2 separate regions of the Homo sapiens genome follow, and region 1 is linked to region 2. A link is a loop called in an ENCODE intact Hi-C map of the cell type or tissue named here. Cell type or tissue: mammary epithelial cell. All regions are shown on one strand.

The links. Hi-C counts contacts between places; a loop is a spot of excess contacts. Peaks named below come from ENCODE experiments on the same cell type or tissue, not always from the same donor. Only the 100,000 strongest peaks of a DNase experiment are listed, where the experiment ranks them.
Region 1: a loop joins it to region 2, with 4 times the contacts of the local background. A loop is called at or near these places in 27 of 110 quality-filtered maps.

What each region holds. Positions count from the first base shown.
Region 1 is chr15:42,082,814-42,086,813 of GRCh38, reverse strand. PLA2G4D (phospholipase A2 group IVD) reads left to right here. Exons shown (of 20, transcript NM_178034.4): 4 at 470-601; 5 at 1,283-1,323; 6 at 1,676-1,718; 7 at 3,035-3,098; 8 at 3,480-3,616. Among named protein-coding and RNA genes, the nearest start is that of PLA2G4D, 9.7 kb to the left of the region's middle. RefSeq lists a silencer at 2,089-2,383 and enhancers at 1,408-2,607, 2,552-3,167. In mammary epithelial cell, a CTCF peak has its summit at 2,233 (motif pointing right); a DNase peak (open chromatin) is centred at 2,103; H3K27ac peaks cover 807 bases.
Region 2 is chr15:42,132,148-42,136,147 of GRCh38, reverse strand. No RefSeq gene overlaps it. Among named protein-coding and RNA genes, the nearest start is that of PLA2G4F, 22 kb to the left of the region's middle. In mammary epithelial cell, a CTCF peak has its summit at 2,052 (motif pointing right); no DNase peak of the experiment used is centred here.

The DNA.
Region 1 (4,000 bases), 49 kb after region 2:
ATGGCGCGAACTGGGCTCACTGCAACCTCCGCCTCCCAGGTTCAAGCGATTCGCCTGCCTCAGCCTCCCGAGTAGCTGGGATTACAGGCACCCACCACCATGTCCAGATAATTTGTTGTATTTTTAGTAGAGATGGGGTTTCACCATGTTGGCCAGGCTGGTCTCGAACTCTCGACATCAGGTGACCCACCCACCTCAGCCTCCCAAAGTGCTGGATAACAGGCATGAGCCACCATGCCCAGCTCAGAATTTTATGTTTGATAAAAACAAAAATTAGAAGGAGGAAATTTGAAATTTAATAAGATTTCCTTATATTTAAGTTTTACAGTTTTTTTTTTTATTTTGAAGCGCAGACGTGTGGTGGCATAATGATCTTCTCTGACTCTAGACATCAAGTAAGGGCTCAACAGAGGTGAGCTACTCTCACTATGAGCAGGTAAAATGCTAAGTCGCTGTTCCTGGTTCCTAGAATGTTCTGGAGCTTAGCATCTATGATGAGGACTCAGTCACGGAGGATGACATCTGCTTCAAGGTTCTCTATGACATCTCAGAAGTCCTCCCTGGCAAGCTGCTCCGGAAAACCTTCTCCCAGAGTCCCCAGGTGGGTGGGTGGGTGGGGAAGTCCCCGTGGGCCCCACTTCTTCCAACTCCAAGCTGAGGAAGTAGCTATTTCTCCCACCTGTTGGGAGGCTGCTGGGGTGAACTCATTCACAGAAAAATCTAAACCCCTTTTTAGATTTGCATTTTAATAAGCAAGGAAAAGGCTTCACTTTACAGTTACAGGCTGAATCACCCAGTGGAGGAATTTTAGCCACCTGTGGCAGGAAGGCCACCCCTCAAAACACAGCTCAGCATCCATCACTCCTGCTGGTGGTGCCAAGGCCTGCTTTGTGAAGGCCTCACGTCCCTTCCTGCTGCAGCCTGGGGGTGGGGACGGCAGAGTTCGGGGGTCTGGGCCCTCCTCAAGAAAAAGATATGGGTCCTGCACATCATGCCTCCTTTGGCTGTGCTCCTTGTCTTCCCCTTCAGTCTTGCCCAGAGTTGTGGGACCTCCAAGGGAGGGAGACCTGTTCTCTGCAGACTTACTAGCTGTGGGCAATGTGGGCAGGTAGCCCATCTGGCCCCATACCTCAGTTTCCTCATCCATAAATTGGAAATAATTGTACTAACGTGCCTCCCTTGGAGACCGCTTGAGAGGATGAGATGACACCTGTAAAAGAACTGTGTCAACTCTGAAGACACAGGTATGTGCTGATGACTTGCTCATGCTCTCTGATTTCAGGGAGAGGAGGAGCTGGATGTGGAGTTCCTGATGGAAGAAACGTGAGTAATGTCACACAGCCCAGGGAGTGTCTCAGGACTCAGGCTCTGAGGAAATGGCCCTGACCCAGATCTCCCTGTGGTCAGTCCAGCCTGACTGTCCCTCATCTCCTACCCCTGCCAGAGAGGTCGGGAGTGGGGCGGGGCTTCTCTTAGGGAAACACAGAGAGGAAGGCCGATGTTTTCTCTCTCTGCTCTCTCCCCTCCCCTCTCCTCCTGCAAAGCATCTCCCCTTGTCCCTGAACCGAATCCAGGACTTACAGAGCCCTCAGCATCACCCAGGGAGACCCCACATGGGCGGGAGCGGGAGGTCAATGCAGGAAGCGTTTGCCTTTGCATGGTTTGATTTTTCCAGGTCAGATCGCCCAGAAAACCTCATCACCAACAAAGTCATTGTGGTAAGCACCTTCCCCAGGCTTAGGGGAGGGGCCCCAGAGCAGACGCTTGGGGAGGGAGGGCAGCTGCCTGGGGTGTGGACCAGCAGGGACAAGGAAGGGGCAGGGCTTCGTGGTAAAACCACCCCTAGCCTTCCAGCCAGGTGGTCACCTGTGGCTGTGGGTCTTGGAGGGGCCTGGAGCTAAGGGGCGCATAGAGAGAGGGGAGGCAGGGCTCTGCTGAGAGGAGGTTCTGGCCCACGGCTGTTCGGGGTGCTTCCGGAAGGTGTTTAGTCACCTGCGGTGAACTCATAGTTCTAGGGATTGACTGAGTGCTTCCCTGGGAAGCGGTGAAGAAATCAGGTAGGCCAGGCCCACCTTCCGGTTGTTCACGTTGAGGTCACCGAGGCTCAGAGGGAGTTCCCAGGGCGGTGTACTGCCAACCTAGGAGGATCAGAGGCTCAGGCAGCTAGCTCCTCCTTGGGACTGGGGAGAGTCCTGGTCAGCGCTCCTGACCACGGGCTCACGAAGCTGCAGTGGACAGAAATGGCCGCAAGGTGGCGAGCGGGCGACGCGCTCGATTATCACAGTGACCCAGACCAGCAGCACAGACCTGGGAGCAGGCGGGTCCAGGGTCACGGGCGAAGGCACCTAGAGCCCAGCATTTAAGCTCCTAGGGGCTGTTTGATGGACGGGTATTACTTTTAAAAATACACATGAAAATAAAGTCAAGCCGATGGCACTGCCTCTTAGGAGGTGATGGAGACACACAGCAGGTGGGCAAATTCAGTGATTGTGTGGAGCGTGGGTGGCGGGCATCTGCTGGTATGCTTCACAGACAGCATGCAGAGGCTCCCTTGGCAAGGCCACGGGGGCCTGGCCTTGTCATTGTCCCCCAGTTAGGCCACAGAGGACAGCCAGGAGACGTTCTGAGGGTTTGTCCGACGCCCCGTCTACCCTCCTATGGATGGGCGGCTTGCTTAGATTATTTGGAGTTGTGGTAGAATACCTCCTCCAGCTCCAAGCCACAGGGAAACAAGAGAAGAAACAGCTGTGTCTGAGGGCTGGGCGCTCTAGGAGGTTTCGGGAGTTTGGCAAAGCCAGGGGAGCTGGAGGGGAGGTGTGGAGCCAGGGCCCTCCTGGCTGCTGCGGAATATCAGGTTCAGCCGCGGCAGAGGATCGGCAATGGGATGAAGGGCCTCTGCAGCCAATCCCATCCTGAGCCCACACAACTCCTTGTGTGTGTGGTGGATTTGGGACAGTGGGTCTCAGAGGGTTGAGGTTAAGGGGACCTCAGCTTACCCTGCAGAGGCCCCTGCCCATGATGTGGTCTTCCCCAGGCCCGAGAGCTGTCATGCCTGGATGTGCATCTGGACAGCACAGGGAGCACCGCTGTGGTTGCAGGTGAGACCAGCTTAGAACCAGGCCTGGACTCTGCCTGGATGTGGGGGTGAGGAGGATTGCTGGGAAGCCTGCGCAGGGCAGGAGGCCAGCAGCAGGGTAGAGCTTGCCTCTCTCTTCTCACCCACATGGCACAGAGGGCCACGCATCTCCGCTGGGCAGGAGGGTCCCCTGACCTGGGGGAGAGCATGTTGCAGAAGGCAGGAGTCCGGGATGGGGGGTTGTGGGGCCCCTTGGGCTGGGAAGGGCCCTTTTCAGAATGCTGTTGACGATGGCCCAGCCTCCCAGGCATCCTCTGAATCCAGGTGGTGGTGCTGCTGTCCCAGGTCCGAGCTGGGGTTCCGGGCTCTTGTTCTCATGCTAACCCGCCTACTCTCTCCCTAGATCAGGACAAGCTGGAGCTGGAGCTGGTGCTGAAGGGGTCCTATGAGGACACACAGACATCCTTCCTGGGCACAGCCTCTGCCTTCCGCTTCCACTACATGGCAGCCCTAGAGACAGAGCTGAGCGGGCGCCTGAGGGTGGGTCTTGGCTCTAGACCTCGTTTGCAATCCTAGGCTTGGGCAGCTCCAGCTGCAGCGGGCCCCTCCCTGCCTTCCCTGCCCACCAGGGCCAAGGCCCCTGTGGCCTTGTCAGCCTCCCCTAGTTAGGCACCTCACTCTTGGCAGACACAGAGGACCACCAGTGGCCAGAGCGGGCATGGGGCTGCTGCACCATATCAGTCTCTGAATCCTCCAGCGGCCCCTCCAGTGATACCCTTAGAATAAGACATGACATCTGTGCCCACATGGCCCTGCACAGCCTGGCACCCGTCCACCTCTGCCGCCTCATTTTGTTCCACACTCCCCCCATGCACGATGCCTCAGCCATCCTTGTCTCCTCTCTCATTTCCAATATGCCAAGTG
Region 2 (4,000 bases):
ACCTCTGCCTCCCGCATTCAAGCGATTCTTCTGCCTCAGCCTCCCGAGTAGCTGGGACTACAGGTGTGTACCACCATGCCTGGCTAATTTTCGTATTTTTAATAGAGACAGGTTTCACCATGTTGGCCAGGCTGGTCTTGAACTCCTGACCTCAAGTGATGCACCCACCTCTGCCTCCCAAAGTGCTGGGATTACAGGCATGAGCCACCACACCCAGCCTAAACTTTTATTTTTTTAAAGTCCCATTAAAAAGTCCACCAGTCTCTATTGTCTCTCCCCAAACAAGACAAGCATCCTGGCATGCTTGTAGCTTCCTGTTTCCTGCCCTATGTGCCGCTCCCCAACCACCCAAACATTCTACTAATCACCTGGAATCTTATTTCCAGTGTATTAAAAACTGCAAAATAGAAATTTTTATTTCCACTTTACAATATAGTTTCTTGATTTAGTTGCTTGTCATTGCTTCTTGTAACTCCTTTCTTTCTTTTGCGTTTGCTTTTCTTTTTAGTGGAGTGCAAAATTGAATATTTAATGAAGGGTGTGTGGATGGTAAATATTCTGACTGCTTATATGTCTAGAATTCTCTTTTCTTGCCCTGACTTATGAGTAATAGCCTGGAAGAGTATAGAATTCTTGGTTCATGCTTGCATATGCTCAGATGTTAATGCCTTCTTGCATTTGATATTGCTGATATGCAATCTGATGGCAGCTGGAGTCCCCATTGCAGGTCATTTGTCTGTAACTTTTAGGACTTTGTCTTTTATTTTATTTATTTATTGTTTTCTGAAATGAGGTCTCACTCTGTCACCCAGGCTGGAGTACAGTGGCAGATGATGGCTCACTGCAGCCTCAACCTCCTAAGCTCAAGCGATCCTCCCACCTCAGCCTCCCAAGAAGCTGGGCCCACAGGCATGTGCCACCATTCCTGGCTATTTTTATTTTTATTTTTAATTTTGTAGAGACGGGGTCTCCCTATGTTGCTCAGGCTGGTGTCCAACTCCTGGGCTCAAACAATCCTCTGACCTCGGCCTTACAAAGTGATAGGATTACAGGTGTGAGTCACCATACCCGGCCTGTCTTTGATTTTTAAAGTTTAACTTTGGCCAGGCTCTATGGCTCGCATCTGTAATCCCAACACTTTGGGAAGCCAGGCAGGAGGATCACTTGAAGCCAGGAGTTAAAGACAAACCTGGTCAACAAAGCAAGACTTCATCTCTATAAAAAATTAGCTAAGCATGATGGTGCACACCTTAGTTCCAGCTATTTGGGAGGCTGAGGCAAGAGAACTGCTTGAGCCCAGAAGGAGTTCGAGGCTGCAGTGAGCCACGATTGCATCACTGCACTCCAGCCTGGGTGACAGAGCAAAACTCTGTCTCAAAAAAAAATAATAAAATCAAAAAGTTTAATTTTGATTTTTCTAAAGTGTAAAGGTAAAAAATTATCAGTGAGCTCTTTCAACTTCTGGATGTATGTCTTTTTGAAGCTCTAAGAAATTACCTGTCAATTTTATCACAACTGCTGTTCATCCTCCCTTTCTGGAATTCATATTAACTGGATGTAGGAATATCTGAATCAACGCTGTGTATCCCTAAACTTTCCTCTTATGCATTCTATCTTTTCATTGTGCTGTATTCCGGGGGATTTTCTTAGCATGATTTTCCAGATCATGAACACAATCTTCTGTGTCCAGTCCGCTCCTGGATTCATCTTTTGGGGTTTCTGTTTAACTTGACTATCACATTTTTCATTTTAAGTTCTCTAAGCGGATCTTTTCCAAAACTACGTGTTTTCATTTCCTGAATAGGCTTCACTCCTTTCACTGTGATGATGTTAGCGTATGTATTTTAACACGTTTTTCTGATTGTTCTGTGACTGGATTCCTTGGGGGTAGGTTCTTTGTTGCCTCTCTTTCATGGATGCTGCCTTCTTTATGTATTTGGTGACTGTTGGTTGTAACCTCATCTCTGAGAGAGTTCCTTGCATGCCCTGGGCTGTGATGGCTCCTGGCTGCGTGTCCTTGGCCATGCCGTGGTAATGATGGCTGGCCTGCAGGTGGCAGTGTGGGACTTGGGGCTGGGGAGGCTGAAGCTATGCTGCTGGGGGACTCACACAGCCTTGAAGGGATGCTGCAGCCCCTGGGTAACAGTAGCAGCCTTGGCATGGAGGGCCGGGTAGCGTGCCAGTGTGTTCCATTGGGCTGCCCGTTTACCTCCTTCATTCAGGGCTGCCTCTGCGTTTCTGACTCATGAAGAGTTCTCTTTCTTGCTTTGAATCATGGGTTATTAATTTATTAACCTATGTTTTTATCTTTTCTATTATTAATATGACGGGCTTGGTATAGGGGGTCCTCCAAACCTCATATTGAAATTTAATCCCCAGTGTTGAAGATGGGTCCTAATGGGAAGTGTTCGGTTATGGGACCAGATCCCTCAAGAATAGGTTATTGCCCTCTTTCTTGGGGGCTGGGTGAGTTCCCACTCTATTAGTTCCTCCAAGAGCTGGTTGTTAAAAAGAGCCTGGCACCTCCCCCATCTCTTGCTTTCTCTCTCACTCTGTGATCTCTGCACACAAAGGCTCCCCTTGCCCTCTGCCACGAGTGGAAGCCGTCTGAGGCCCTCACCAGAAGCAGACGCAGATGCTGGCACCATGCTCTTTGAACAGCCTGCCTTGAAGAGCCATGAGCCAAATGAACCTGTTTTCTTTATAAATTACCCAACTTCAGGTATCCTTTCATAGCAACACAAACTAACTAAGATGGGGATGAGTAAAATGTTACAAAGGAAAAGTTGTGTTTCAAGATGAAAGACAGAGAACAGGCTAAGATCACCCTCAACATTTTAAAAAAATTATTTTCAATTACACAGTAAATTTTCTGAATTTGTCTTTTTAAGAAATGATTTAAGTTAAATTAACTATTCTACATCTGAAACAATGAAGAAATTTTAGGCATGAATTGTTTTATACATTTTATTCTATTAATATTTGAGTTTTTTGATTACTCATGTATTTTTTTTCTTTTTTTGAGACGGAGTCTCACTCTGTTACCCAGGCTGGAGTGCAGTGGTGCGATCTCCGCTCACTGCAAGCTCTGCCCCCCTGGGTTCAAGTGATTTCTCCTGCCTCAGTCTCCCAAGTAGCCAGGATTACACGCACATGCCACCACACCCTGCTAATTTTTGTATTTTTAGTAGAGACGGGGTTTCACCATGTTGGCCAGGCTGGTCTTGAACTCCTGACCTCAGGTGATCCGGCCACCTTGGCCCCCCAAAGTGCTGGGATTACAGGCGTGAGCCACTGCACCTAGCCGATTACTCAGGTATTTTTCAATCCCCAAATGCACCATCAATCTGTGCTGACATCCACTCTTCCTCTTCACCAGCTGAATCAGAGGGTGGACTAATTGGACCTGACATGTGCAAGGATAAGGAGCTTTGTAACCTGAGAGCTGCCAGGGCTCCCTAAGTCTCTCAGGGACCTGCTCACGGGTTGCCGTGAAGGTGAACTGAAATAAGATGTGGAGCGTGGTAAGCACAGTGGCCGGCACACTGGGAGTCCTCAGTAGAAGTGGTTATTATTTCACACAGGGTGCTGATTGCGCTAAGCTGCCCAGGAGTGGCCTCTTGGCTGTTCCTAAGTGACTCAGTCCTCATTACTCCCCACTTTCTGCCAGGTGTATTCAGAGCAGCTTGGCTCAGACCTGGCCTTATTGCTGCCACACTGGTGGGGGTTGGGGTGGTGGTGGCCAGAGTGACCAGTCCTCTGGTCTTAACCCTCACCTAGGCCAGGGGTAGGACCCGGCCTTCTGGGACATTTCACAGGACTGGCTCCTCATCTTTGCCCATGGATCTGCCTCATCTCCCTCCCTCATCTGCTGGCCTGGGGGGAGGTGTCTACTTTTGTGTTTCCCCGTGTGCATGCCTGGCCTTTGCTTTTTCTTTTGTGAGCTGTGCCAGGGGCTCCTGGTGGTGCTGGCTGGCCTCAAAGAGCTGAGGGAAAAGCA